2 separate regions of the Homo sapiens genome follow, and region 1 is linked to region 2. The links are chromatin loops, found by intact Hi-C in ENCODE. Cell type or tissue: PC-9. All regions are shown on one strand. Links, peaks and the distances in the headings refer to the core of each region. The heading gives the core; the rest is flanking DNA. Region 1 overlaps TANC1 (tetratricopeptide repeat, ankyrin repeat and coiled-coil containing 1). Region 2 overlaps TANC1 (tetratricopeptide repeat, ankyrin repeat and coiled-coil containing 1).

Region 1 (15,436 bases), core at 3,180-11,179, 140 kb before region 2:
TAGGCTGGAGTGCAATGGTGCAATCTCACCTCACTGCAACCTCTATCTCCTAGATTCCAGGGATTCTCCTGCCTTAGCATCCCAAGTAGCTGGGATTATAGGCACACACCACCACACTTGGCTAATTTTTGTGTTTTTAGTAGAGACGGGGTTTCACCATGTTGGCCAAGCTGGTCTCGAACTTCTGACCTCAAGTGATTTGCCCGCCTTGGCCTCCCAAAGTGCTGGGATTACAGGTGTGAGCCATCATGTCGGGCCTATTCTTTACTGTTTATACTTCTCTTGTGTGTAGACAAAATGAAACAGTAGAAAGGACAAGAACTTTGAAGCTAATGTAATCTGAATCCTTGAGTTTGTATCCTCATATTTTAAAAAATTGTGGTTACAAAACAAAACACATGAGATCTAACTCCTAACAAAATTTTAAGTGTACAGTGTTGTTAACTTATAAACACAATGTTATACAGCTGATTTCTAGAAGTATTTCATCCTCTGTGACTGAAACTTTATATTCTTTCAACAATTCTCCATTTTCCTCTCTCCCCAAGCTCCTGGCATTCACCATTCTGCTCTGCTTCTATGAGTTTGATTATTAATTAATTAATTATGATTATTATTGTTGAGATAGGGTCTCTCACTCTGTTGCCCAGTCTAGATGCAGTGGCTTGAGTGTAGCTCACTGTAAGTTCAAACTCCTGTGCTCAAGTGATCCTCTCAAGCAGCTGAGACTATAGGCATGTGCTGCTATACACAGCTAATTTGTAGATTTTTTTATAGAGATGAGGATCTTGCTATGTTGCCCAGGCTGGTCTTGAACTCATGGCCTCAAGTGGTCCTCCCAAGTCAGACTCCCAAAGTGTTGGGATTACAGGTGTGAGCCACAGTGCCTAGCAGAGTTTGACTACTTTATATACCTCATAAGAGTGGAATCGTGTGCTGTTTATCCTTCTGTGACTGTTTTATTTCTCTTGTGTGATGTCTTCAAGTTTCATTCATGTGGTAGCATGTATCAGGATTTCCTTTTTTTATGGCGGAATGATCCATTATGTGTATATATCACATTTTGTTTATCCATTTATCTGTTAGTGAATATTTAGGATGCTTCTACACTTTGGTTATTGTGAATAATGCTGCAATGAACATGGGAGTGAAAATAGCTCTTTGGGATCCTGACTTCAGTTCTTTTGGATAAATACCCAGAAATGAGATTGTTGGATCGTATGCCTCACTTTTTAAGTAAAGGTTTGTAATATGGAACATGTGCATTGTTCCATGTAATGCATGGCATACAGAGTGGGTTCTTTCCTGTCTAGGCACCCTCTTTTGAAACCAAGTGTCCATATAGTTTGAGTATTTTCACTGTGGTTTATCATAAGTACTTAGTATTTCTTGCTTAACTAATGCCTTATAATTATTTTTTAGAGACAGTCTTGCTCTGTCAACCAGGCTGGAGTGCAGTGGCACAATCATAGTTCACTATAATCTTGGACTCCTGGGCTCAAGCAGTCCTCCCACGTCAGTCTCCTGAGTAGCTAAGACTATAGGTGCTTGCCACCACACCCAGTTAATTTTAAAAATTTTGTGTAGAGGTGAGGTCTGTGTTGCCCAGGCTAGTTTTGAACTCCTAGTCTCAAGTGATCCTCCTGCCTCAGCTTCCCAAGTAGCTAGGTCTACACGTATGTGCCACCATGCCTGTATTTTTAACATAGCGATATGGGGTCTTGCCATCTTGTCCAGGCTGGTCTTGAACTCCTGTTCTCAAGCAGTCCTCCTGCTTTGACCTCCCAAAGTGCTGGGATTATAGGTGTGAGCCACTGTACCCAGCCTCTACTATTTTTGATCATGTCTTCAATAACACTGAGAATTATTTTGGAGAGAAGTCAACATTTCCCCACAAAAACCCTTTTATTCACTGGTCACTCACAGCAGCTGTGTCATTGAGAAGTGTTGACACTGCTTTTGGTTTTTAAGTGACTGTGTGTTATTCCTTCCCGGGGTGAAAAAAAAAATTGCAAGGTTGGAATTTTCTGGATTGTTAACAAGATCAAAAAGCAAAGATATAAAGCCAAGGGGGGAATGTCTTTCTACGGAATGGTGGTAGAAAGCAAAAAATGCTAGAATTTTGTAGAAATTACTAGGTATTACAAAAATAATCTTTGACCAGAAAATGAAGGTTGCTGTTTTTTATGTTATTCTAAAGTGTAGTACACTTTAACCAGCTAGGGTTTTTGTCTGGATCTTTAAAGTATATTGATAAAAATGCACATACACATTTATTTTTCTTTTAGAAGATGACTTGATTTCCTAGGACAGAAGTTATTTCATAGTTGTAATTTCAATAATCATGGATGTTAGCTTTGAAGTGGTTGATAAGAAGCTCTCTGATTCTCCTCTATTCAGAGAAGACACAGTTGTAGCCATTTCTCTGATTTTCCTCAGTTTTCGCCTTAGAACTAGTAAAAGAGGATTCAGTGGCTTCAGCATACTCAAAGCCAACATAGGGGTGTTGAATTCTCCAGGAAAAGAGAGATCCTGTTTTCTCAGTTTGTTGTTGGGGTTTTGTTTTTGACATTTTTTGACAGCTAAGATCAAGATCTCATGACTTGTGTTCTGGCCAGAGGACCCTCAGCTTTTTGTGATGAGTCATTTCCTAATGCATCCGGAGGCACTGGGCTTGGAACCCCCATCTCAGAGTTGGGGGCAGCAGATCCAGCCACTGCAGCTGGGAGGGAGTCCAGGTGTCAGGAGGAAGGGGCTGAGGTCTTCAGGGCTGGTGGCTCAGGGTATATGAGTAGCCTGACACAGGCACCCATGTCCCCAGACCTTCTCTGGCCATATGGAGTCAGAGTGACCTCCAGTCCCCTGGAAGATTGCCAAGAGCAAGGCAGCTCCTCAGCCCCTGAGGAGTTAGCAGCAGATTATCCAGAGAGGGTCTCAGGCTCCTTATCAGAACTGAGCTAGAGGGTGATTTAGGCCTGTGGAATGCAGGAGCAAGAAAGCCAAGTTACTGGATACAAGGTCAGGGCCTGCCTGTTAAGCAGCAAGAGCAACTTAGCCAGAGCTATTTAAATCTCTATCTTAGAAATTCCCGCTGGGTTGAGCCAGCAAGGGGAGTGTGGGGGCAAGGGTTAAGAGGCTTCAGCTGTGGGGAAGGAAGGGCCATGGACACTGAAAACAACAGGCCAGGCCTGGATGTCCTGACAGCCTAGACCTAAATAGAGAGGTTTTTAGTGTCCTGGTAGGTCATTTCAGCCTGCTTGCAAGTGAATGGGTCTTAGGGTGTAAGGTACATATTCAATCATGAGCTTGAAAACTGAGAATTACTTATGTGAATCTGGAAGTGGATGTAGTTTTAAATTCAATTTAGACAAAACAAATTCCTCAATTTTTCCCAAGTGTAAATTATAACCCTATATTACAGAACTGTCAGTTAAATTCATGAAAGTACTCTTTACCAAGCCTGAAGCAAATTGGTGCTTTTGAGTGCTATTACTTATCGAGAAATAAATATATAAATCAGAAAGCTGAGCTTTGGAAAAAAGAAATAAATATGAAGTCACCCAATAATCCATTCTGAGTAGATGAATGATTAAAGATATGTGAGGTGAGGTTGCTTTAGAGCAAGGGAAAACTCACCCTAGCCTCTGTGGTTCACATGGGCATGCATAACAGTACAGAATTTATTCCTTGGCTCTGTATGTCATACAGATTAGATTCCAAAGTCAACTGAAGCTTGCCTTATTGATCACAGAATCCTAACATTTAAACCAATTTTATCATCTTTAAGAAAGTTGAAAACTTAATACCTTTAGAGACTACAGAAACGCTTAGGCTGTTTAAAAACACTCTCATTCAAATACCTTCTTCCCTAAGGTCATATGGCCCTGGGGTATCTGGGGCAGATTGAACTGGCAAAGATTCAGAAGGCTTCATTGGTGACTTAGGAGGAGATAGGGGGCGTGTCATTAATACAAAGGCATAGTCCATCTGCTCAAAGAAGTTTATAATCTGGTGAGGAGCTTTACTCACAGATACCGTAAGAAAAGATGGATGAGAATAATGAATGGGAGAGTACTCAGATGGAATATTCCAGATCAGAATGGCAGTGCTTTTGAGAAAGCCTGTCCTGGTTTCCGTTGGTGTTAGAGACCACACAGAGACAGCACATTGCAGTTGGATACAGTCCCCATTCCTATTTTTGAGGACATTTGGATCTTGTGGACTGAGGTTAGCCATGTGGATATCTCTCCTGGATATAGTGGCAGAGACACACTGTGAGCAAAGTAACCTTTTCTTGGTGCCCAGGGTCACCTTTCAGAGCCAAGAATTGTGCTGCTTTAAAATGCTTTTTTTTTGGCGTCCTTGCATGCATTTGGGGATTGAAAGGCTGTTAAAATATAACAGCCTGTAATCTACTGTTTCGAATTTTACAGATTCTCTCCTGTCAGTCGCAGCTTCTCAGGGCTGTCATTGTGCCCAGATCTAACACTGTCCCTCCATTCTCTTAACTTACAACAGTCTGGGAAACCACATATTCTCTCCTGTTAGAATTGAATCTGAAAGACAGTGGGAGGGCTCTGAGGGAGAGCCTGTGAAGAGGTGTTGGGGGTTGGTGTGGGGGTTAGGAGTTCCCTTCTGCATTGTGCATGAACTGAGCCCCAGATTTTGGCAGCTTTGAAGACTTATTTGCATCTTGGTTCTTGGTGTTTTCTGGATAAGTTGAGGTTGCAGCATATGACTTCTGTCTTTGATAGGCCTCCCCCTTTTTTCCTCCTACTCTTGCCTGAATCAATTTTGTTATGGAAAGAGTGAAAGTTTTCTCAGGGAAAATGAGAAGAAGCTCAACGGAGGAAGACCCAGGGCTGAGCAAGCCTTGGCCGGTCCGTCAGCCACTGTTTGTACAGCCTAAATATACTGAGCCCTGCAAAAGGTTCAGTGGGATGTCATGGAGCCTGCCATCAAGAAGCCTAGTCTGTGGTTGGGAGAGAGAACAAACAGACCTGAAACTCCCGATTAAAAGCAGTGGTTTTGCATCTTGTGTGAGTTCAGAGAAGAGTGATTTAAGTCAGGGGCTTGGTGTCGGGAGGGTGGGATCCAAGTGGGATTCAAGTAAGTGGCCATGGATGAATTTGTGAATCACCAGTTAGGAAGTGGCAGAGGTTAGGGACAGATGTAGCAGCACAACTGAGGAACTCATTTCAAAGGAAGAATCGTAAATGTATGACCGGTTCACAGACTGTTGAGTTGTGTGGCTGATGAAAATGCAGTCTCTTGGGCTCCAGGTGTGATTGCCCATGGGCTGCGGGAGAGGGGAAGTGCCCAGGAGCAGCCCAGGTTGCTCTAGTACAGATGGGATACACTTTGGGAAACATTGGTAAAGGATGGGTAAGGCAAAGCAGATGAATTTCCTTCCCATGAGAGACAGAAATTGGGGAAGCCATCCAGACTCAACAGCCTGGTGGTTGTCCCTCTATTACAGAAGAGCAGGTAGCAAGCAGGTATTCCTAAGAATGACGGGACATGGGAGTGACAATAGGGTTAGCACCTCAGATGGAGCCGGTGTTCCCGCAGGCTTCACCCCAGGTTCTTTCTTATCCAGCCTCTGTCACATCTGAAAACATCATGATGCTCATGAAATCAAGGTCACATTCAACCTGCATGTGCGCCAGCTGGTTTTATACCAAGGAAAGCTCTGTTCTTCAGGCACTGTGGCTCTTAGTAGTTATCCTTGAATGCGTTGTGCTTTGTCAAACTTGGTGAGCAAGAAAATATGGATCCTCAGTAAAAAACAAAAACAAAAACAAAAACCCTATCAGGACTATTAGAAGAACAGGTGAAATCATAGTGGCAAATACAGTGGTGCAGTAAATTCCTCACATCTGAAAACCATCATATCACTTCTCATATAGTTAACACTTAATGGAAATATTCTTTACAGATGAGCTTTGAATTGCTGCCTCTTGGCCCTGCCTCTACCTGCCAAAGCAGCCGGACTCAATGCAGATGCCATGCAGGGCTCACTTAGTGAATGGCCTAATCTGTCCCTCCTCCTGCCTTCTCCCTTGGGCCACACCTTGCACCCACTCCAGCGATCATCACCTACAAATCGTTATTCACTCCAACTTTCTTCAGCTCTCTTCCCTGGTCCATTTGCTTTTCCCTCTCTCCCCTGTTTTTGAGGCATAAATATTTCCCACCTGACCCCATCAGGAGGACAAAAGAAACAGCTGGGAGTTGGTCAGGTGTAGTGACTCTCAATCCTGGCTACACATTAAAATCAACTGGTCGGGTTTGAAAAGCGCCAGTGGGCCCTATTCCCAGAGATCCCGTTTCACTTTTTCTAGGCCTCAGAATTTTTAAAGCTACCTAGGAGATTCTCATGGGCCATGGGATGGAAAACCACCTCAGGGCGGTTGATAGTGTAACAGTACTAGCAGGACACCTGTCTCATGGAAATGGAAGCTGAAAGATTTGGGATGGAAATTGGTATGTTTTAATGCCTTTTGCTACTCAAGCCCCAAATGTAGGACAGATCCCCATGAAGTTCTCCTCCTCCCATCTTCCTCTGTTATGTAAGCTTGCTTTCTATTAAATAGCAGCATTCAACATGAAAGAAGAGCTTTCTTTTATTTGCTTTAGGATTTCTGTGGTATTGTTTCCACTGTGCTGTGGTTGAGTGTGACTTGAACGTCCTCACGAACTCACCGACGCTGGCTTTGCCTGAGTGGTCTTTGTCACGTTGTTTAGCCTCTCTGGGCCTCACATTGTAGTCAAAGCAGTGTTCAATGCTGCAGAACCCTTTACAGCTGGAGGATTTGGACCGTCACATGGAATCGATGGAGACATGCTTTGGTCCATGAACACATACAGTAGCCTTTGTCTTGTGGTCTGAGGAGGCCCAGTGCTAGGCTTTAGAAGGGTACTTGGGAGAAAAAAAATTTTTTTGATGAATACTTCTATTGGATAAACAAATTTGAAGTGTGTCTGTTCATCCTTGCAAGAAAGTGATGACCACGAGGTAAACTGTAATAATTCTCTATGAAGTTTTTTTTTGAAGGAGTCAGTGGGAAATTAGATCTGAAAAGAAAAAGCTATTGATGGGCATTTGAAATTCTCATTCAGCTAGTCTCTAACCTCCTGTGTTTTAGGTTTCAGAAAAATTCCCACAATAAGTATATTTTGTCATCTTTTACATGAGAATATTTTGTGGTGTAATGCTCATTTTTTCAAAACTATCATGGGCCCAAATGCTGGGTTGTGCATTGAAAAAGGCCTTTGAACACAGGAATGCCAAAACAGTAAAAGTTCATAATTTTTTTGCTAATCTAAAATTTATTCTGAAGAACAACAACAAAAATCTCAAGGCATAGTTTCTTTTCTGCGTCTGATAGGTGATCTCGCTGTAGTTATAAGTAACCTCTCAAACACCACTCAGTTTCTCTGGTCTCATTGACCTTCCTTTTTCCTTTCTGTAATTACTAAAGAAGGCCCTTAAAACCCATGTAGGACCAAATACAGAATCTAAACTCTGTGATCTCATCACCACAAAAACAGGCTGGAGGGACAGTCTTCCTCCTCTCAGGAAGCTGCCTTCCTTGAGATCTCTGCGACTCTGTAATTTATAGTGGTGCCTTTGTAGCTTTAAACTCAGAAAGGACTTTTCCCCTGCTGCCCTTACAGAAGTTTTATAAATGGGTTGCTGTAGGTGGGGAAGAGGCCAAAGAGAAAGTGCATGTCTATGTGTACATGACCTGTTAGATTTAATTTTAAGGGTGCACACGCATCTGTGGGTCCTCCGGACAGAGGGTCTGAGAGCGGGCATGCTGTGAGAGTGGGCGTGCTGTGGGCTGTGATGGGTATTCTTTTATACTTGTCTGTCGGTTGTGGTTAGGACAGATGAGGAGTCTCCCTTTTCTGCTGAGGTGTGCTTTATGAAAGGAGACTTGGCTGAAGGACATGCAGCAGCTGGGAGACGATTCCCTTCCTGGCTGCCAGGGCCCTCTCCCTTTTATGAGCCTGTCCTGGGAAACCTCAGGTATTTGAGCTACGACTGTTCACCAGGTGGTGCTGTCCTGCAGTGAATGCTTAGATACTATGCCAGTGAGGTCATCAACCTTATGTAGGAAAAACCTAGGGTGCTTAGAAGCTCTTGCAGCATTTGCAAGCTGTCGCTGAACGTGAGTTGAGGCTTTTTGTAAAAAATTATTATTATTATACTTTAAGTTCTAGGGTACGTGTGCACAATGTGCAGGTTTCTTACATATGTATACATGTGCCATGTTGGTTTGCTGCACCCATTAAGTCATCATTTACATTAGGTATCTCTCCTAATGCCATCCCTCCCCCATCCTCCCACCCCATGACAGGCCCTCGTGTGTGATGTTTCCCGCCCTGTGTCCAAATGTTTTCATTGTTCAATTCCCGCCTATGAGTGAGAACATGCAGTGTTTGGTTTTCTGTCCTTGTGATAGTTTGCTGAGAATGATAGTTTCCAGCTTCATCCATGTTCCTACAAAGGACATGAACTCATCCTTTTTTATGGCTGCATAGTATTCCATGGTGTATATGTGGCACATTTTCTTAATCCAGTCTATCATTGATGGACATTTGGGTTGGTTCCAAGTCTTTACTATTGTGAATAGTTCCACAATAAACATACATGTGCATGTGTCTTTATAGTATAATGATTTATAGTCCTTTGAGTATATACCCAGTAATGGGATGGCTGGGTCAAATGGTATTTCTAGTTCTAGATCCTTGAGGAATCACCACACTGTCTTCCACAATGGTTGAACTAGTTTACAATCCCACCAACAGTGTAAAAGTGTTCCTGTTTCTCCACATCCTCTCCAGCACCTGTTGTTTCCTGACTTTTTAATGATCGCCGTTCTAACTGGTGTGAGATGGTATCTCATTGTGGTTTTGATTTGCATTTCTCTGATGACCAGTGGATGATGAGCATTTTTTCATGTGTCTGTTGGCTGCATAAATGTCTTCTTTTGAGAAGTGTCTGTTCATTTCCTTTGCCCACTTTTTGATGGGGTTGTTTGATTTTTTCTTGAAAATTTGCTTAAGTTCTTTGTAGATTCTGGGTATTAGCTCTTTGTCAGATGGGTAGATTGCAAAAATTTTCTCCCATTCTGTAGGTTGCCAGTTCACTCTGATGGTAGTTTCTTTTGCTGTGCAGAAGCTCTTTAGTTTAATTAGATCCCATTTGTCAATTTTGGCTTTTGTTGCCAAAATTGTTTTAGTCATGAAGTCTTTGCCCGTGCCTATGTCCGGAATGGTATTGCCTAGGTTTTCTTCTAGGGCTTTCATGGTTTTAGGTCTAACATTTAAGTCTTTAATCCATCTTGAATTAATTTTTGTATAGGTATAAGGAAGGGATCCAGTTTCAGCTTTCTACATATGGCTAGCCAGTTTTCCCAGCACGATTTATCAAATAGGGAATCCTTTCCGTGTTCCTTGTTTTTGTCAGGTTTGTCAAAGATCAGATGGTTGTAGATGTGTGATGTCATTTCTGAGGCCTCTGTTCTGTTCCATTGGTCTATCTCTCTGTTTTGGTACCAGTACCATGCTGTTTTGGTTACTGTAGCCTTGTAGTATAGTTTGAAGTCGGGTAGCATGATTCCTCCAGCTTTGTTCTTTTTGCTTAGGATTGCCTTGGCAATGGAGGCTCTTTTTTAGTTCCATATGGACTTTAAGGGAGTTTTTTCCAATTCTGTGAAGAAAGTCATTGGTAGCTTGATGGAGATGGCATTGAATCTATAAATTACCTTGGGCAGTATGGCCATTTTCACAATATTGATTCTTCCTATCCATGAGCATGGAATGTTCTTCCATTTGTTTGTGTCCTCTTTTATTTCGTTGAACAGTGGTTTGTAGTTCTCCTTGAAGAAGTCCTTCACATCCCTTGTAAGTTGTATTCCTAGGTATTTTATTCTCTTTGTAGCAATTGTGAATGGGAGTTCACTCATGATTTGGCTCTCTGTGTCTGTTATTGGCGTATAGGAATGCTTGTGATTTTTGCCCATTGATTTTGTATCCTGAAACTTTGCTGAAGTTGCTTATCAGCTTAAGGAGATTTTGGGCTGAGACGATGGGGTTTTCTAAATATACACTCATGTCATCTGCAAACAGGGACAATCTGACTTCCTCTTTTCCTAATCAAATACCCTTTATTTCTTTATCTTGTCTGATTGCCCTGGCCAGAACTTCCAACACTCTTGAATAGGAGTGGTGAGAGAGGGCATCCCTGTCTTGTGGGAGTTTTCAAAGGGAATGCTTCCAGTTTTTGCCCATTCAGTATGATATTGGCTGTGAGTTTGTCATAAATAGCTCTTATTATTTTGAGATACATCCCATCAATACCTAATTTATTGAGAGTTTTTAGCATGAAGGGCTGTTGAATTTTGTTGAAGACCTTTCTGCATCTATTGAGATAATCATGTGGTTTTTGTCTTTGGTTCTGTTTATGTGATGGATTACATTTATTGATTTGTGTATGTTGAACCAGCCTTGCATCCCAGGGATGAAGCCCACTTGATCTTGGTGGATAAGCTTTTTGATGTGCTGCTGGATTCAGTTTGCCAGTATTTCATTGAGGATTTTTGCATCGATGTTCATCAGGGATATTGGTCTAAAATTCTCTTTTTGTTGTGTCTCTGCCCAGCTTTGGTATCAGGATGATGCTGGCCTCATAAAATGAGTTAGGGAAGATTCCCTCTTTTTCTATTGATTGGAATTAGTTTCAGAAGGAATGGTACCAGCTCCTCTTTGTACCTCTGGTAGAATTTGACTGTGAATCCGTCTGGTCCTGGACTTTTTTTGATTGGTAGGCTATTAATTATTGCCTCAATTTCATAGTCTGTTATTGGTCTATTCAGGGACTCAACTTCTTCCTGGTTTAGTCTTGGGAGAGTGTGTGCGTCCAGGAACTTACCCATTTCTTCTAGATTTTCTAGTTTATTTGCATAGAGGTGTTTATAGTATTCTCTGATTGTAGTTTGTATTTCTGTGTGATCATTGGTGATATCCCCTTTATCATTTTTTATTGCATCTGTTTGATTCTTCTCTTCTTTATTAGTCTTGCTAGCGGTCTATCAATTTCATTGATCTTTTCAAAAAACAGCTCCTGGATTCATTATTATTATTTTATTTTTGAAGGGTTTTTTATGTCTCTATCTCCTTCAGTTCTGCTCTGATCTTAGTTATTTCTTGCCTTCTGCTAGCTTTTGAATGTGTTTGCTCTTGCTACTCTAGTTCTTTTAATTGTGATGTTAGGGTGTCAATTTTAGATCTTTCCTGCTTTCTCCTGTGGGCATTTAGTGCTATAAATTTCCCTCTACACACTGCTCTAAATGTGTCCCAGAGACTCTGGTACGTTGTGTCTTTGTTCTCATTGGTTTCAAAAAACGTCTTTATTTCTGCCTTCATTCGTTATTTACCCGGTACTCATTCAGGAGCAGGTTGTTCAGTTTCCATGTAGTTGTGCAGTTTTGAGTGAGTTTCTTAGTCCTGAGTTCTAATTTGATTGCACTATGGTCTGAGAGACGGTTTGTTGTGATTTCTGTTCTTTTACATTTGCTGAGGAGTGCTTTATTTCCGGCTATGTGGTCAATTTTGGAATAAGTGTGATGTGGTGCTGAGAAGAATGTATATTCTGTTGATTTGGGGTGGAGAGTTCTGTAGATGTCTATTAGGTCCACTTGGTGCAGAGCTGAGTTCAAGTCCTGGCTATCCTTGTTAACCTTCTGTCTCATTGTTCTGTCTAATATTGACAGTGGGGTGTTAAAGTCTCCCATTATTATTGTGTGGGAGTCTAAGTCTCTTTGTAGGTCTCTAAGGACTTGCTTTATGAATCTGGGTGCTCCTGCATTGGGTGCATATATATTTAGGATAGTTAGCTCTTCTTGTTGTATTGATCCCTTTACCATTATGTAATGGCCTTCGTTGTCTCTTTTGATCTCTGTTGGTTTAAAGTCTGTTTTATCAGAGACTAGGATTGCAACCCCTGCTTTTTTTTGCTTTCCATTTGCTTGGTAGATCTTCCTCCATCCCTTTATTTTTGAGCCTGGGGGTTGCTCTTCTCAAGGAGTATCTTTGTGGTGTTCTCTGTATTTCCTGAATTTGAATGTTGGCGTGCCTTGCTAGGTTGGGGAAGTTCTCCTGGATAATATCCTGAAGAGTGTTTTTCAGCTTGGTTACATTGTCCCCATCACTTTCAGGTATACCAATCAAATGTAGATTTGGTCTTTTCACATAGTCCCATATTTCTTGGAGGCTTTGTTCGTTTCTTTTTACTCTTCTTTCTCTAAACTTCTCTTCTCGCTTCATTTCATTCATTTGATCTTCAATCACTGATTCCCTTTCTTCCACTTGATCAAATTGGCTACTGAAGCTTGTGCATGCATCATGTAGTTCTCGTGCCATGATTTTCAGCTCCATCAGGTCATTTAAGGTCTTCTCTATACTGGTTATTCTAGTTAGCCATTCGTCTAATCTTTTTTGAAGGTTTTTAGCTTCCTTGCAATGGGTTTGAACATCCTCCTTTAGCTTGGAGAAGTTTGTTATTACTGACTTTCTGAAGCCTACTTCTGTCAACTAGTCAAAGTCATTCTCCGTCCAGCTTTTTTCCATTTCTGGTAAGGAGCTGCATTCCTTTGGAGGAGAAGAGGCATTCTGGTTTTTAGAATTTTCAGCTTTTCTGCTCTGGTTTCTTACCATCTTTGTGGTTTATCTACCTTCAGTCTTTGATGATGGTGACCTACAGATGGGGTTTTGGTGTGGATGTCCTTTTTGTTGATGTTGATGCTATTCCTTTCTGTTTTTTAGTTTTCCTTCTAAGAGTCAGGTCCCTCAGCTGCAGGTCTGTTGGAGTTTGCTGGAGGTTCACTACAGACCCTGTTTGCCTGGGTATCACCAGCAGAGGCTGCAGAACAGCAAATATTGCAGAACAGCAAATATTGCTGCCTGATCCTTCTTCTGGAAGCTTCATCTCGGAGGAGCACCCAGCTGTATGAGGTGTCAGTTGGCCCCTACTGGGAGGTGTCTGCCAGTAAGGCTACATGGGGGTCAGGGACCCACTTGAGGAGGCAATCTGTCCATTCTCAGAGCTCAAACACTGTACTGGGAGAACCACTGCTCTCTTCAGAGCTGTCAGACAGGGACGTTTAAGTCTGCAGAAGTTTCTGCTGCCTTTTTTTCAGCTGTGCCCTTCCCCCAGAGGAGGAGTCTACAGAGGCAGGCAGGCCTCCTTGAGCTGCGGTGGACTCCACACAGTTCGAGCTTCCCGGCTGCTTTGTTTACCTACTCAAGCCTCAGCAATGGTGGATGCCCCTCCCCCAGCTAGGCTGCCACCTTGCAGCTCGATCTCGGACTGCTGTGCTAGCAGTGAGCAAGGCTCTGTGGGAGCGGGACCCGCTGAGCCAGGTGCAGGATATAATCTCCTGGTGTGCCGTTTGCTAAGACAGTTGGAAAAGTGCAGTGTTAGGGTGGTAGTGTCCCGATTTTCCAGGTACAGTCTGCCACGGCTTCCCTTGGCTAGGAAAGGGAATTCCCCTACCCCTTGTACTTCCTGGGTGAGGTGATGACCTGCCCTGCTTTGGCTTGCCCTCTGTGGGCTGCATCCACTGTCCACCCAGTCCCAGCTGAGATGAACCAGGCACCTCAGTTGGAAATGCAGAAATCACCTGTCTTCTGTGTCAGTCACGCTGCGGGCTGAAGACTGGAGCTGTTCCTATTCAGCCATCTTGGAACCCTACCCCATGTTCGAGTTGAGACTTTTTTTGAGGAAACATTAGGCATTTGACATGGGGGTGACCACCTGGTTCATGTAGGGTTCTCCTCTGTGCTTGGCTCAAATGAGATCTCAGCTGACCCTGAAGTCAGGGAAAGGCTGAACCCATCCCCTGTATTACTCCCTGGTTTCCTTCCAGAGAAACCTCCTATTCTCCGTTCTCATCTTTGAAGTCCTGGTGGGGAAGGCAGCAGGTCTTCTGGAGCTCCTCATTAAACAGACTTAGGAGGAGGAGAGGCCTCCACCCAGCCTCGGCACGCACAAACCTGTTAGCACCCTGGTGCCCTGCCAAGGTGGTTTTTTTGGCCCAAACGTGACTGCACATGATCCCGTTCTTTCTGGCAGTGAAGCCCGGCAGGATTGACTTGGGCAGGAGCCTAGTTGGTGGTGTGTTTGAACATGGAGAGCACCCTTGAAAACGAATGTTCTCCAGGACGTGTAGCAGTGAAAAGGACACTTCCCAGGGAGATAGGCTCTGGGTCAGTCACAGGAGCTCCTTGTTGGAATCTTTCAATGAGCAAGCGTGCATGGAGCATCTGCTTCTGCTTGTGATGAGAGTGAGAGCGGGAGGGTGGTGGATGACACCAGGGAAGACCAGCCCTGGAGAGACTGGTAGGAGGGGAGCTCAGGCAGAACGAAGCCAGTGCTGCAACTCAGAGGCCAACCAGGTGTTCTGAGCACAGAGAAAGGGCTGGCAAGATTCCGTGGGGGGTGGTGTGGGCATGCAGGTGATATTTGAGCTGTACCTGGAGGATGACTAATTTCCAGAGAGAGAGGGGGTTTCAGGTTGAGGGAAGAGAAAGAGCAAAGGTGTGAAGTTGAGTGGTGTGTTTGGGAATGGTGAATTTCGTAGAAACCTGGGACTCCTGAGGGGTGAGGCAGGAGATAGGGGAAGGAGGTGCTTAGGAGGACTTCAGCATGCTAAGGGTTTGAGAGAGGTTCTTGGCATGTTATCTTAAACCTTTAAAACATTTCGTTGTGGACTGGGCTGTAAACCTATTAGCATCACATAAACAGAAAACCTGAGATAGTGGTGGTAAACCGGATGCATCTAGTACCTTGCTTAAGAGCAGGTGCTTCTCAGTTGATGTCCTGACTCAGCTTGGATAGTGAGCATCTGAGGAAGGAATGGATTCTCTTGGTTTTGCCAATCCCCGGTCACTCTGCTTTTACTGGGCTTGACAGTATGTCCATGTGATGTCTTTTTCTCCATTACTGCTGCTTTGGGATTTTTGGGGAGGTCAGAGCTGGTGTTGATAAACTCTGTGCCTCTCGTCTCATAGGGAAGAGTGCTGACGGGTTTTCTTTTTTCCAGTTCTTTTGCCAGCTTTCTATGGTCATCTTCTTGGGAGGAACTTACGGGCATCCCTGAGTGAGGGAGACAACCACTCTCTGTTGCAAGCAAGTGGCATGTGGGGTGAGGAGAGTTGAGACCAGGGACGTGCTCATAGGGAATCCATGCTTTGACAGGCCAGGTATTCAAGGTATGCTATTCTTGGTAAATTTTGAGGGCTCTGAAAGTAAATCAGATTTCTTCAAAGAAACTTAAAGTAAATCATTATCTTACTGTGTTAAAGCACTCTTACTAATAACATGCGTGCTTTAGTGCACTCTTTTGAAGCTTTCCTAATTTTATTG
Region 2 (15,436 bases), core at 3,516-11,515:
TGAAGCTTAGGAATATGATTATACTATTACTACTGAGCCAACTTTTAGTGTTCTCGGTGCTGTGGAATTGTACACATAGAATCTGCCCATTTAATTAATAAGTTGGGAATTCCAAACAGCAGAAAGCTCCCCAGAGCTGCAGAGAAGAATCTAGCAGCATGCCACCTGCTTGTGGTGTTAAGTACTGAAGCTTTGCTGTGTGCCACATGATTGTCAGATTTCCTCATCAAACACTTTATGGTGAATTCTGTCTCTTTCCAGGAATAATGGAGAATTCTGACAACTCAGTCAACATAACTTTAAGAAAAAGAAGCATTTGGTTTTTACCACTTTTCAACTAATGATACTGCCAGAAAAATAAACTGGGGCAAACAATATCAAAATGAAGTTTAAGTAAATTTTGTTGAAAGCCTGAACTGAATTGCTTAGTGATTTATAAGTTATAGTCACTTAGGTATGAAATTTAAAGTCACCTTTGAAGATACTAAACTTCAGTTTAATATTACAGCAACAAGCTCAACCAAATTGGAAGATCTGAGTTATTTAGACGGGCAGAGAAATGCTCCTCTACGGACGTCAATTAGATTACCATGGCACAATACGGCCGGAGGTAGGGCACAGGAAGTTAAAGGTATTTATCCTGGCATCAGCTGCGATAATGGTTATGACTAACTCAGTCAGTAACTTTGAAAGTCTGTGATAACCAGCATTGAAGCCAACTGTGTTTATAACATGATGGAAAGTGTGTTTGTGCTAAAAGCATATCTGTGAGGTGTGCTAAGAGGTCATCCTCAACAGTTTGGGGCTTCTTCCTTTAAAATATGTGATTAACTTGCTTCTGGAATTGAAAAAGTAATTCTGCAGTAAGTTATTTTGAAGTGAGGGGTAGTTTTGAAGTGAGGGGTAGTTTAACACTCATTAGGTGTTTATTACTAATAAAGTATAAGCTTTGTTTCAATTCTTGGACTAGGCCAGGCGCGGTGGCTCATGCCTGTAATCCCAGCACTTTGAGAGGCCGAGGCAGGTGGATCACCTGAGGTCAGGAGTTTGAGACCAGCCTGGCCAATGTGGTGAAACCTTATCTCTGTTAAAAATATAAAAATTAGCTGGGCATGGTGGCAGGTACCTGTAATCACAGCTACTTGGGAGGCTGAGGTAGGAGAATTATTTGAACCCAAGAGGCGGAGGTTGCAGTGAGCTGAGATCGTGCCATTGCACTCCAGCCTGGGCAACAAGAGTGAAACTATCTCAAAAAAAAAAAAAAACACTTGGACTGTATTGGCCATGTTCTCTGTCTACCTGTAACACAGTTGTGTGAGGTACACAGCAGCCTCACTGTACAGGCAGAGTCATCACACCTGGATGAGAGCAGAGCCCTATTTCTAGGGAAAACATGTTTCTGTTTTATTCATACAGCAGGGAAGAAGCACGTCTTAAATGCAGTTCCAGATGAACCAATGAGACATGATTTGGCCCCTCACATGGCTTTCTCTAATCCTCTGTGTGTCTGCCTTGAGTCCTGAGAATAATTCAAAGCCATGACAAGACTAGAGAGTAATTTCAATAGGACACTCTAGTTTCCTATTGGTCCAATAGGTCCAATAGGGTATGGTAATTGAGGTATTACAGAAGTATTAATAGAACGAGATTGGAAATGCTTACAGACAGATCCTAGTGGGGGTAAAGCTAAGGATTTAGTGTAACACACAAGCAATAATATTTGAGTTTCTTAGTTTATAAAATTATGACATTTTTCTAAAATTTTTTTTTCTTCTTTTGAAGCACGATTTGCTCCCTACAAGCCACAAGACATTTTGTTGAAACCCTTGTTGTTTGAAGTACCAAGCATAACAACAGACTCTGTGTTTGTGGGAAGGGATTGGCTCTTTCACCAGATAGAAGAAAACTTGAGGAACACAGAACTGGCAGAAAACAGAGGCGCGGTGGTGGTTGGCAATGTGGGATTTGGGAAGACGGCAATCATTTCCAAGTTGGTGGCCCTGAGCTGCCACGGAAGCCGCATGAGGCAGATTGCTTCCAACAGCCCGGGTTCATCACCTAAAAGTACGTGCATGTTTAATTACTTGTCTAGTTTATTAACATAAGATAGATGGAGGAAATTGCTGTTCACATAGACATAAAATACCAATTTTCCTCAAGTTGTTGCAGCTACTATATCAGGTTTGCCATCATGTGTGAAGTGAACTGTTTCAATATGTCCCTCCATCATGATGTGTATTCAGCTGTAAGCTGGGGCGAGGCCAGTGTTCCCTGATGTCCTCCTGAACTGTAACCCCCTCTTCCTTTAGATACAGGCAGAGATGGGCCAGTGAGGCTGATCAAGTGTCCTGGAGAATTTGGGGCCCTAAGAGCAAGGGGTTGGGCTCCTGGTAGAACAAGCTCAGATGGACTCTAATGTGGAGTTCTTTTGTACCCTGTTTGGCACAGCCTTCGTCTTCTGTATTGGATTTTCCAAAATTATAAAGACATAGGATAGAGTAGCCAAATGTTTGACTATTTACTGTTTATTTCATATGCAATAAACCCACTCTAAACATGGTGAACAAGTGAATCATGCGAGATTTTTAAGACACAAAAGAATTTAATAGGCCAGGCGCTGTGACTCACATCTGTAATACCAACACTTTGGAAGGCCGAGGTGGGAGGATCGCTTGAGCCCAGGAGTTTGAGACCAGCTTGGACAACATAGGGAGACCTCGTCTCTACAAAAAATTCACCAGTCATAGTGGTGCCTGCCTTTTGTCCCAGCTACTCAGGAGGCTGAGGTGGGAGGATCGCTTGAGCCCAGTAAATGAAGGCTGCAGTGAGCTGGGATTGTGCCACTGCCCTCATGCCTGTAATCCCAGCACTTTGGTAGGCCAAGATGGGCAGATCACCTAAGGTCAGGAGATTGAGACCAGCCTGACCAACATGGTAAAACCCCGTCTCTACTGAAAATACAAAAATTAGCTGGGTGTGGTGGCGGGTGCCTGTAATCCCAGCTACTTGGGAGGCTGAGGCAGGAGAATCACCTGAACCCAGGAGGTCGAGGTTGCAGTGAGCCGAGATGGCACCACTGTACTCTAGCCTGGGCCACAGAGTGAGACTCCGCCTTAAAAAAAAAAAAAAAAAAAGAAAAAGAAAAAAAAAATTTAATAGAGGAAACTGGAAACAGTACACTGATGGCTGTTCTCCAGGGAGGGGAACCAGTTGGGTGGCAGACAGATGGGAACCTGTGCTCTCATGTGGACCTCTGAATTTTGGACCATGTTCACTCCTTGCTTATTAAAATATGCCCTGGCACAAATCAAGAAATATATTCAATACCACACCCTGCTCCTACTGTGATGTACATAATGAAATGGGTCTTTCTCTGCAGCCTCTGACCCCACTCAGGATCTTCATTTCACTCCGTTGCTTTCACCGAGTTCTTCCACAAGTGCTTCCAGCACAGCTAAAACACCTCTTGGGTCTATCAGTGCTGAAAACCAGAGACCAAGAGAGGATGCAGTGAAATATCTTGCTTCTAAGGTAATCTTTCTTGTTTTATTGGAGCCTTCCACATAGAGAGATTTGCTGGTTTGGTTTCTGAGAAGTAGATTGGAAAAGGGAGCTTAAAACAGAGACAACTGCTTAATGATAAAGTATAGCTTTTAATGAAATAGTGATACAGTTCTCCAAGTAAAAGTGTGAATGACAGTAAGTATCTGTTTTAAGACATTGGCAGTGGACCTGATCCATCTTAAACAATGGATTGAAAGAGTTCCTCAAGGCAGCAGAAGGTAGCATGTGCACTCGCCACAAATCCATGCTTATCTGCATGTGCTCTTCCTAATTTGGTATGTGAGCAGGAAATTGGGAGCTTTTGACTTGACCCAGACCTCTTCCCCTGCACTCTGTTGTCTGAGGCCTTTGGTTTCCTTGGCTTTCTGACAGAGGTTTCTCGTGAAGTTGTAATAGAGCCTTCCTTGGCTAACTTTCCCTTCTTAAATTTGTGATCATCAAGGTCTTTCTGAAGTTTTTCTTCTGCTTAGCACCCATCACTGGCTCACCAACCGCACTCCTGCATTAAAGCAGTTACATCCCTTGCTCCTAGTGAGCTACTTAAGTTTCCCTGGGCAGCAGTGGTGTGAGTCGGTGGAGCTGGAGAGCTGCTGGAGCCAGCAGCCATGGGGACACCTTGTGAGGAGGCCCTGTGGGGAGGTTGGTGAGGGGAGCTGAACCGAATCTTGCCCTGCACCAGATCCCCGTCCCTTCTGCTTTCCGGATGATGACTGCTCTTGGCGCCATCACCCCTGATGGTTCTGACCACTGGTTCAGAACAGTCCTCTAGTCATGAGTGGGTGATTTGAGATGAGTGATGTAGTGCAGACTTCAAAGCCATCCCTGCTTATGGTGATTTTCAAACTCCATTGACTGTGACCCACATAAGAGATACATCTTACACTAGAGATCACTCACACATAATCACCCACATAACTAAAGCATTTTAGAACTATGTTTATTCTTATATCCTATAATACACTCTAGTGTTCCTAAGTTTATTTTTTAAAAAATTGTGGCTCTAAATTGATTTCAAGGCCGGGCCTGGCGGCTCATGCTTGTAATCCCAGCACTTTGGGAGGCCGAGGCGTACAGATCACTCCAGTGGTCAGGAGTTGGAGACCAGCCTGGCCAACATATTGAAACCTCGTCTCTACTAAAAATACAAAAATTAGCCAGGCATGGTGCCAGGCACCTATAATCCCAGCTACTCGGGAGGCTGAGGCGGGAGAATCACTTGAACTCAGGAGGCGGAGGCTGCAGTGAGCCAAGATTGTGCAACTGCACTCCAACCTGGGTGACAGAGCAAGACTTCATCTCAAAAAAATAAAATAAATAAATAAATAGATTTCATGACCCACTGTTGGGTTGCCAAGCTGTTTTTGTCAAATGCCATGTGAGACTGTGGTACTGGACATCTCATGATGGTTTGCACAAGCTTACAGGATCCTCACATGTATCCCTGCTAATTTCTGTCCAGGTGAGAGTTGGAGAGCAGCCAGCTTTCCTCTGTTGATGATAAATTTAATCTAAACCAAAAGTCTCATGGCAACTCCAGGTTGGCCAGAGAAAAGCTGTTGCACATTTACTTTTGCCACTTGCCTTTTAAAGAGTCTGCAGACTTGGGATCTAATCCCACATCCCTGACTATCTGTGTCAGGTTGGCAAGGCATCTAACCTCAGTGTCTGGTGCCCTCAGTGATGAACTGTGGCTAGTGGTTCTTGTCCTACTTCCTGCAGGCGCTTGCCGCACCCAGTGGGACAGCAGCAAGGCAGATACTCCCAAAAAACAGGTAGCTCTTGGCACGAGTGTTTTGCTCTTCTTTTCCTTCCTTACCTTCTACTTGTGTTTCTCCTATCATCCTCCTTTGGAAAAGTATTGGATTTTTCTTCTATCTATAGCACGCCTCCCATTCCCAACACTTCAGCGTCTGGCCCTTTCGTGGGGTCCCTCTCACAAACAGCCTGCTGACACTGCAGGTCCCTTGGAACAGGGACCATTCCTTTTCCTCTCAGTACCTGGGCAGCTCCCTCTCAACTCCAACTTATCTCTCCACACGATGGGCAGAGATTTGGTGATTTCGGGTTTCATTCTTCAGACAGTGCCCCTGTAGAACTCCTCCACAGTGTCCCTTGATGCAGTGTGGGTGTGGGGAGGGGCCAAGATCTTGACCCTCCTGACCAGGAGAAGGAGCTGCTGTGACTCTACAGCCCCGGTCTCACAGCCACTGGGTTTATCATCTGCCTTTTGGGATCAGCAAAAGGGTTTCCTAAAGAGGTGCCGCTGCTCTTGAGAACAGAAACCTAGTGAAGATGGCACTTTTTGATGTTGAGAATATTAGGATGGCTTGGAGCTGCTGTAAGCCAGGGTAGGTTTTAGGTTTTATGAATGCTGTTTGTTTATATTAAATACAAAAATAAAAAAATAACTTGTGCTGATTTTTATGCTAATCAAGATGGCTTTGTGGATGCAGTTAAAGGTCTGCAAACCACATAAGTGAAGGAAGGAATAAATGGAACAATTATGCTAACAAATGACCCAGTCTTGGGGAATAGATGCTATGTATCTTGTTACCAGCGAATGGGCAGAGTTGTGTTCCTGTTTGAGATTGCAGAAGGAGCTGTGTGAAGAGGGTGAGGTGATGCTGACGGTTCTGCTTCCCCCTAGGTGGTGGCCTACCACTACTGCCAGGCTGACAACACGTACACTTGCCTGGTGCCCGAGTTTGTGCACAGCATCGCAGCTTTGCTCTGCCGGTCCCATCAGCTGGCCGCCTACAGAGACCTTCTGATAAAGGAGCCCCAACTACAGAGCATGCTGAGCCTCCGATCCTGTGTGCAGGACCCGGTGGCAGCTTTCAAGAGGGGAGTGCTGGAGCCACTCACAAACCTGAGAAATGGTACTTCGCAGCAGCTACCCACAGCCCCATCTCAGTAGTGGTACAGCAGACACAGGTGGTCCCCAGAAGGCAGGTGGTCAGCCGGGCTGGGGTAGAAGTGAGGTGGAGCATGGAGAGGATGTCGAAGCCTCCGTGCCCATCCACTCCTCTTTCTCAGAACCAGCCCCATGAGGTCGCTCCTACACCACCCCTATGGTATAGTGTTAAAAGAAGCACCCTGATAAGAATGAATGTGATGACTGAGCAGTTCCAAAGTAGTCAGCTTGTAAGTGTGGGCTGTTTAGGTGACTTGCACCACAGAAGACTGTTGCGTATTTTGCACTCCTAAGTATCTGAGGGAATAAGTGGATTATTTGGAGGAATTTTCCAGCATATATATTTGTCAGGGCCTCTGCTCAGTTGAATTGAAACCTTAAAGTGACTTCTAAAGGTTTCCATTTTAATTGTTTGTCCCCGACAAGGTAATGGACATCAGTGACCTGATGGGCCCTTCAGTTTCCCATCCTCTCTGCCCTGGACTCCTCACCTTTTGAGCTTGTTTACTTGCCCACATGGCACCTCTGCTGGAAGGTGCTAGAGGGATAGAAAACAGATATGTCATCATTTCTTCTCTATTGCCTGGGCAGAAAATCAGCACTAATAAATAGAAAACCAGATTCAGGCTCGCAGAGAAGAGCCCTGTTGGAGGAGTCGGTAGCGTGGAGCTCTCACGCTGTGTTGGTTGTATGGCTTGGCCAGGGCAGTTTGCCCTGGGCTGGGGGCAGCGAGGGGGTCAGTTTCCCTTCCCTGGAATCCACTGGGGAGCTCTCATGGGGGGACCTAGTGACCTTTCCGGATTGGGCCTCTGTATGTGTTCATTATCTTTGTGTAGCCCACCCCAATGACAGTGGTTTATGAAGAGCTAACTGTGTTATATACACGAGTGAGATTCTGCTAACATGTGTCATGCAATATGTTTGTTTTGTGAGAATTGGTTTTCTTTTGGCTCTGTGCTCCAGTTTTCATTATAAATTTAATAGAAAATATGCTTCTGTGAAAACTGTTTCTTGTGCCATATGTAAACCTTTTTAGTTTCTAACACTAAACTGGGCACTAAAATACACTGGGTGTTGCTGTCTTAGAGAAATGTATAATTTCTTAATTTGAAAAAATTATTTTATCCTGTAGAGCAGAAAATTCCTGAAGAAGAATACATTATTTTGATAGATGGCTTAAATGAAGCTGAGTTTCATAAACCTGATTATGGAGATACGCTTTCTTCATTTATTACCAAAATTATTTCTAAATTTCCTGCCTGGTTGAAGTTGATTGTGACTGTAAGAGCAAATTTTCAGGTAACAAAGAATTCTCAAATCTTTCTCCAAGTCCCCATTCCAATTTTACAGTGATAAATGTTAATAACGTAAAACTGTTGTAAACCATTCAGCTGCTTGAATTGGAAACTATGTTAAGAATTTGAAAAACTAGTCCAGAGAGCCAGACTTGGGTGAAACTCTGACCTTTTTAGCCCCAGGTATATTTATCAAGATGTCAGGTAAGTTTCCTGTTGGCATCGAATTGCACGTTCACTTTTCAAATGGTGGCATCTAGCCCTGGTTACCGTCATGGAGTGTGTGGGGCCAAGAGGCCTGCCAGAGTTTAAAGCTACTCCTGCTGGTAGTTATTTGCAAGGGTTTACTGTGGGGCTTTGTGTTTTTTTGAAGGGAAAAATGAAGGTGAAAGATTTTTTTTTTTTTTTTTTTTGAGATAGAGTCTCGCTCTGTCACCCAGGATGGAGTGCAGTGGCATGATCTCGGCTCAATGCAGCCTCCGCCTCCCTGGTTCCAGTGATTCTCCTGCCTTGGCCTCCGGAGTAGCTGGGATTACAGGCATCTGCCACCATGCCCAGCTAATTTTTGTATTTTTAGTAGAGACGGATTTTCACCATGTTGGCCAGGCTGGTCTCCAACTCCTGACCTCAGGTGATCCACCCACCTTGGCCTCCCAAAGTGCTGGGATTACAGGCATGAGCCACTGTGCCTGGCTGAAGGTGAAACATTTTTAAGGCCTATTCCCAGAGGTCTATTTTTTCACAAAACTTAAGCATGAGGTAACATTTGCAGCGAGGGGTAGGGTGATTTTTTTTTTCTCCTCCATCTTCTTCCTCACTTAAACCCTGAAATTGTGTCTTAACCATTGACTCCTTCTATACCTATCCTTTTTCAGTGAAGACTTTTAGACATTAGGTTTTGATTTTTGCCCTTTTATGATATTTATTTAAAAACAGCATTTGGAATTTTTTCATTATAAAAACTGAAATTAGACCTCAGTTGAACTTGATGCGTGTTTTTTGGACATTCAGTTTGTATATTTTTCAGTCATTTTTTACATAGTAAGCACAATTTGTCCATCAGTAGATCATAGGAACCAGGAATCTTACGTTCTTCTTCCCAGCTGTGTAAGTTTTCAGAGCTTCAGATAGCATCCATGTAAAATGGGAATAATTGTATTCTGCCCTCTTTATCTACATTGTTATATTAAATGAGCACGTGCATTTAAATACTTCAGAAACAATAGTGGGAAGTCTTTTTAAAAAGGCAAAACTCTTCTTTGCTTTTAGGTGTCAGATGTGCTTAATCTTTGGAATGGGGAAGAGATGGGAAGGGCACATGAGGCTTCTGGGAGCTGAGGATGTTTTGTTTCTGGGTGCTGGTTACATAGGTATATTTGACTTAGTGAAAATTAGTGACACTGTGCAATTGTCATTTGTACACAAATCATATGTTCATTGTTAGACTTCAATTTAAAAGTTTACTTTAAAAAAGCAATTCATAAAATAACGTGCTATACCAAAGTAGGCAGCTTTGTTAAGATGCGCTGTCGTTGAGACACAGCCCAGGGGCAGACTCAGATTTCCTGATTGGGTTACACAGCCCCAGTGTTTGCTGCATAAAGAAGGATGTCTTTTATCTTGGCGTCTGGCCGTGTTCTTAGATGTGCAGTGTTGGTTGGTGTTTGTCCTTGTTATATAAGCAGTTTCACAGTGTAAGGATTATGGGTATCAGGTCACCTGCAGAGTCTCACTGCCCTTACTGGCCCTGGCCTCGTTGCCGCTGTCTGCACAGGGCTCTTACTCTGCTTGCTAGGCTCAGGGTCCTTGGATGAGGGCCTCAGGATAGCACTTACTGATTCCATCTCCCATCAGGATTTCTTTCACATAAGCTTTTTATCTTCACCTTATCCTATTACACGTTTTAATACAAAACAATGAGTCCCTGTAATCCATGAAAATCCTCCTTGAAACAAAACTAGTGAATCTGGTTTAAAATGCTGTTAAAATAAAAAAGGAATCTCTTTAGAGTGACACTGTGGGTTTTTGTTTTCTCCCCCAGGAAATCATAAGTGCGCTGCCATTTGTCAAGCTTTCCTTAGATGACTTCCCAGACAACAAAGACATCCACAGTGACCTGCACGCCTACGTCCAGCACAGGGTGCACAGCAGCCAGGACATCCTCAGCAACATCTCCCTGAATGGCAAGGCCGATGCCACACTCATTGGAAAAGTGAGCAGCCACCTGGTGCTGCGGAGCCTCGGCTCCTACCTGTACCTCAAGCTCACCCTGGACCTTTTCCAGAGGGGCCACTTGGTCATTAAGAGTGCCAGCTACAAGGTGGTGCCCGTGTCTCTCTCTGAGCTCTATTTGCTTCAGTGCAACATGAAGTTCATGACCCAGTCCGCCTTTGAGAGGGCACTTCCGATTCTCAACGTGGCCCTCGCATCCCTCCACCCCATGACAGACGAGCAGATCTTTCAGGCTATTAATGCTGGCCACATCCAGGGGGAGCAGGGATGGGAAGACTTTCAGCAGAGGATGGACGCCCTCTCCTGCTTCCTCATTAAGAGGCGAGACAAAACCCGCATGTTCTGCCACCCGTCCTTCAGGGAGTGGCTTGTATGGAGAGCAGACGGGGAAAACACGGCCTTCCTGTGTGAGCCCAGGTACGGCAGGCGCTTTCTTTCAGCTCTTTGCAGGGAATCTCGTGTGCAGTTGGGGAAAGGATTTAAATGTGATGCACGTGTCTCAATGGAAGGGCAATCCAGAATGACTAATTCAGTGTTACTGCTTTGTTTTATTATTTTTCTTCCTTTTTGGCAGAAGGATGGGCAATGGGGAATTCTCTATACAGAAGCTGCCTTCTAATTGCTAGGACTCCCTTATGGATGGTACATGTGGATAAAAGAGAAGCTGGGTGGTGCCTGTGTGGTCCTTCCTTACTGTCCATTGTCTCATGGAGCCCCGTCTCCTCCCCCACCCAGCTTCTGCAGGATCATGCATGGGAATGTGTGAGATCAGCCCCTGGGAACAGGGGGCTTCTCTAGAGGGAGTTCCCTGTGTGTCTGCAGACTGTCATGGGTCCTCAGCACCTCCACTCCCCTGCCACCCCTTGAACATGGAGTGACTTGTCCCAGGGATCAGGTATATCTGTGAGCCCAGAGGGAGCACCATGATCCAATCTAGCCTCCCCGCTCCACACCCTTCACCCTTTGTGGATGAGCTCTGTGTGGTGGACTGGACCAGGCTGGGATGCAGTTCTCCTTGCTGCCTGGGCCGCTGTTATCACAGTGGGATGGGGAAGGAAGCCTGTCTGCTGTGTGGCTTGGTAACAGTGTGAGAGGTCAGAAAGTTTGAGGATGCAGATGCGTTCAGATATGTATATGGCAAGCCCCCAACTTCCACTTGGCCCTGGCTTTGGCCTGTGTCTCTGCTGTCTCGAGTGGCTTCGGCTATCTGTGAGCCAGAATTGCCCCCTGCTGTAGTAACAGGGCTGGCAAGCTGCTCAGCTGACCCCTTAGGCATTTGACCAGATGCTGGGATCCAGAAATGAAGAGGTGAACAAGCATTGGTGAGCCCTGGGAGCCTCACAGCCACTTTCCTCCCTGTGAATATTGACTGAACATCCACCTGATAGGCCTGGCTGCTGTTCATGTTGGGGCTGTTATTATTTTCTTCAGTAACACTGGCTGAAGGTTTGTTGTTATCTTTTGAACCTGGTTTGGGGCAATAAACTAACATCCAGGTTATTTAGCCAGACCATAATAGCTAGGTGAAACATGTGCTGTGACATTTCTAGCCAAGTCAGATTACTTTCTAGGGAAATTCCAGTCATTTTCTAGGAAGATTGACTATAGCTGAGTTTGTAGAGACATAAAAACAAATTGAAAGACTCCATCAGGAGTGTAGGTTGTTACTGGGTTGGAGGCTAAAGTGGCTGGACTGTAGTCTTCATTAAGCTTCGCTTCATTTTGGGTATTGGTGGGCATTGAGGTTATGTAGCCTAGGTCAGAGCTAGGGTGGGTGCCTGTGGGCTCCTGAATGCCACTGTGTTCTTAAAAGCAGGCATGGGGACATCCCCTGGGGCAGGACCTGGACTAGGTGGAGGCAAGAGAGGTACCAAGGGTGCAGAATTTAAGGAAGCACCCACTCCTGGGTGGTGCGAGTTGTTGCCATTTTCCCAAGACACCTGTAGTATTTGAGCTTCATTCAATTGAGAGGATATAGAACAATGTTGGAAGGAAGCTACTGGATTCAGTTCAGCAACAGTTTTTGTTATATGCAGTTATGTGCAAAGTACTGTGGCAGACACCAATTGTTGGGACAAGGACCCTGCTCTCAGGGCTTCCCACACAGGGCAGGGGAGGCAGGAGGTGATATGCGAGAGGGAGGCACACTTCATGTGGACCTCACAAGAGGGAGAAGCTCCCAGCGTAAGTAAAGGGGCCTGGGGAGGTGATTTTAAAACATGGTGATGGTGGGTTGGGCCTCGAAAAATGGTAGCATTTCTTCCCCAACTCCCAGTTGTCGTATTTTTGCCCTAATTATAAAAGCAGAAAATTTCAACCCTCAGACAAAGACAGTTCATTTTTTATTTCTGCCTCTTTCTGTAGCATTTTAAATGATATACCAATCTTCTTTTTCTCTTGGAATTCTTATCTGGGTTTTTGCTTAACACATCACGGGCACCTTACTAAGCTGTTAGAAGTCTTAGAAAAGTGTCATTTTCATTTTTCATGGTTGTGCAAAACTCCTAGGAGGCAAATTATTATGTACTTCACTATACCCTCATTGGATTTTTTTGCTTTTTTTTTTTTTCAGACGGAGTCTCGCTGTCGCCCAGGCTAGAGTGCAGTGGTGTGATCTCAGCTCACTGCAGGCTCCGCCCCCTGGGGTTCACACCATTCTCCTGCCTCAGCCTTCCCACGTAGCTGGGACTACAGGCGCCCGCCACCTCATCCGGCTAACTTTTTGTATTTTTAGTAGAGACGGGGTTTCACCGTGTTAGCCAGGATGGTCTCAATCTCCTGACCTCGTGATCCGCCCGCCTCGGCCTCCCAGAGTGCTGGGATTACAGGCGTGAGCCACTGCGCCCGGCCCCCTCGTTAGATTTTTAAGTTGTTTCTAAATTACTTACAAACAGAACAACCTGTCATGTCTTGGTGCCTTGCAGGTCTGGATTCAAATCTTCCATTGATTCTTGTATATTTTTCTCTGCATGAAATATATTTTAATTCTCCATGCCTTCCTTCCTTATCTATAAAAAATGAGTGTCTTCTCACTGAGTGCTGGTAGCTATTAAATCAGATCTTAAGACGATGTACTACCTCTCTTCTTTCCTTTCTTCTCTCTTAGTTTTGATTATGCCCTAGGTTAGCATTCCAGAAATAGAATTATGAAGATAAAGAATAGTTTGAGTCTGGCCGGGTGCGGTGGCTTACGTGCGTAATCCTAGCACTTTGGGAGGCAGAGATGGGTGGATCACCTGAGGTCAGGGGTTCGAGACCAGCCTGGCCAACATGGTGAACCCAGTCTCTACTAAAAATACAAAAAAAAGAAAAATTAGCCGGGTGTGGTGGCAAGCACCTGTAATCCCAGCTGCTTGGGAGGCTGAGGTAGGAGAATTGCTTGAACCCAGGAGGCGAAGGTTGCAGTGAGTCGAGATCGTGCCACTACACTCCAGCCTGGGCAACAAGAACAAAACTGTCTCAAAAAAAAAGAAAGAGTTTTCATTCATATCACCTAGACTTAAACATATTTACATTTTGCAATATTTGCTACATCTGTTTCCTTTTTTTTTGTTGAAGTATGTTAAATTGTAAACATGACATTTTACTTTAAATAACTGAATATTCATCTTAGAGATATTTTCATACTTAACCACGCTATTACTGCACCTAAAATATTAATGCAAATTCTTAATAATCTTAAACATTTAGCCATGCTCAAATTTCTATTTTTTAGTATGTTCACATCAGGATCCAAAAAGTCCATAAAATGCATTCGATTATCTCTCTTAATCTATAGTTTCTCTCCTCATCTTTTTTTCTTTTTCCTCAAAATTTATTTGTTTAAAAAGGGCAGCTGGGTAGTTCATCCTGTATAGTTTCCCATCATCTGAATTTTGTGTCCTCATGTTTTTTCATGTGTTCCTCTCACCCCTATTTCCTATAAATTGGTAGTGAAGTTTAGAGGCTTGTTCAGATTCTATATTTTTAAACAAGGACACTTAGTAGGTGGTGGTGAGTACCTCTCTCAGGAGGCGCATGACATTGTCATGTCTCTGTAGGCACTAGAAGCCACTGATGACCATTTTTAAGATCCATCAGTTTTTTGGGGTTGCACAGGAAGTCTCATCTGGAACAGTCCCCTATTAGCTCTGTTCTCTGTTAACTCGAGGAGTTAATAGGTATTAGTAGGTAGAACAAGGCTGTTGCAGACAGGAGGAGCTATTGAAGACGTCGCATCAGAATGAGCAGGCCGTGTTCTGCAACAGCAAATCTAGTTTGACTTGACCTTTTTTCATGGAACAGAGGAGAGGAAAGAGCTGGCAGAAGGGAGTGTGCAGGGCACAGAGTGTATAGGGCCTACTATAGCAGTCAGGAGTGGGGACTTGGGGGGACTGGGGTTAGAGACGGGCCTTGCTGACATGAGGTAGCTCTTGTGGCTTGGCCTCATGGGCAGAGTAGAGGAAGAAGAGCCAGAAACTAGGTGTGGCATTGCTCTTGGGAAGGGTAAGAAAGGCAGGTGGTATGTGGCAGGCTTTGCAGGGACAGAGCTGGTTTTAGTTTTCAGCAGTTGAGATTGCAAGATAGCCGTCTGTCCCAGGCAGACAGGTTCCAGCGCCAGGGCGGGTCGGCAGGTTGGAGGAGAAGCTGACAGTTGAAGATCTAGCATCACTGATGGAGAGGTGTCTGGCATGACTCGGTGAGGAAGCTCATGTCATTAGAGAAAAGATAGCACTGGGCTTCCAGGGCGTGGAGGAGGGTTTCAGGGAGGGACCTTACGGATGTAAGTGTTGCCAAGAGGTGAAGGGAAATGACGGTTAAGAGGAAGCCATTGGATTTTCAGTGAGGGAGGAGGGTCCTGGATCCTTAGGAGACTCCGCCTGTTGGGTTGAGAGGAGAGAGAGGAGGGAGCCAGCGTCTTGGGATGGGAGGTGGAAGGGCTTAGGGGGCGGGTGGTTTTGTTTGTTTGTTTGTTTTTTAATAACACAGGAGATTGGAACATTGTCAGAAACATCACTGAGAGATAGTGTGGAGAAAGATCCATAAAGAAGGAGAAATTGGGAATGTAAGGAGGAGGGACCGGGGCCTGAGTGACGGGGCAGGTTGCCTCCTCTTTGTTCCCGTGGAATCTGTTCACAGCACCCAGTTAACTGACTTGCATATCGTTTGCGTGTCCCCTCCCATTGCTTAGAGCTTCTCAATGGAAGCACCTTGCATTGTTCCCCCATAGAATCCCCCCGTCAGACGTGGTGCCAGTGATAAGGTGTAGCTGTGAATGAATGGAGGACTCAAGCTCCGCAGGTTAAGAGCACAGGCTCTCCTGTCTGACCAACTTTAGTTCAAATCTCTGTTCTGTCATCTAGCCATGTGGTCTTGCATAAGTCGCTTAACCTGTTCAGGCCTCTGTTTCTTCATATAAGCATATGGGGGTCATAGTACTTAGTCACAGGAT

What was found. A loop is a pair of places that touch in the nucleus more often than their neighbours do. Peaks named below come from ENCODE experiments on the same cell type or tissue, not always from the same donor. Only the 100,000 strongest peaks of a DNase experiment are listed, where the experiment ranks them.
Region 1: it touches region 2 in a loop (13-fold over the local background); 9 of 110 quality-filtered maps call a loop at or near these places.

Annotation. Positions count from the first base shown.
Region 1 is chr2:159,028,163-159,043,598 of GRCh38, forward strand. The region is part of intron 2 of TANC1 (tetratricopeptide repeat, ankyrin repeat and coiled-coil containing 1); the gene reads left to right. Among named protein-coding and RNA genes, the nearest start is that of TANC1, 67 kb to the left of the region's middle. RefSeq lists an enhancer at 1,314-4,338. In PC-9, for the core only: a CTCF peak has its summit at 8,073 (motif pointing right); a DNase peak (open chromatin) is centred at 8,069; H3K27ac peaks cover 1,268 bases.
Region 2 is chr2:159,168,742-159,184,177 of GRCh38, forward strand. TANC1 (tetratricopeptide repeat, ankyrin repeat and coiled-coil containing 1) reads left to right here. Exons shown (of 27, transcript NM_033394.3): 9 at 509-631; 10 at 1,783-2,064; 11 at 3,380-3,531; 12 at 6,212-6,443; 13 at 7,611-7,777; 14 at 9,815-10,422. Among named protein-coding and RNA genes, the nearest start is that of MIR6888, 10 kb to the right of the region's middle. In PC-9, for the core only: no CTCF peak of the experiment used is centred there; a DNase peak (open chromatin) is centred at 7,960.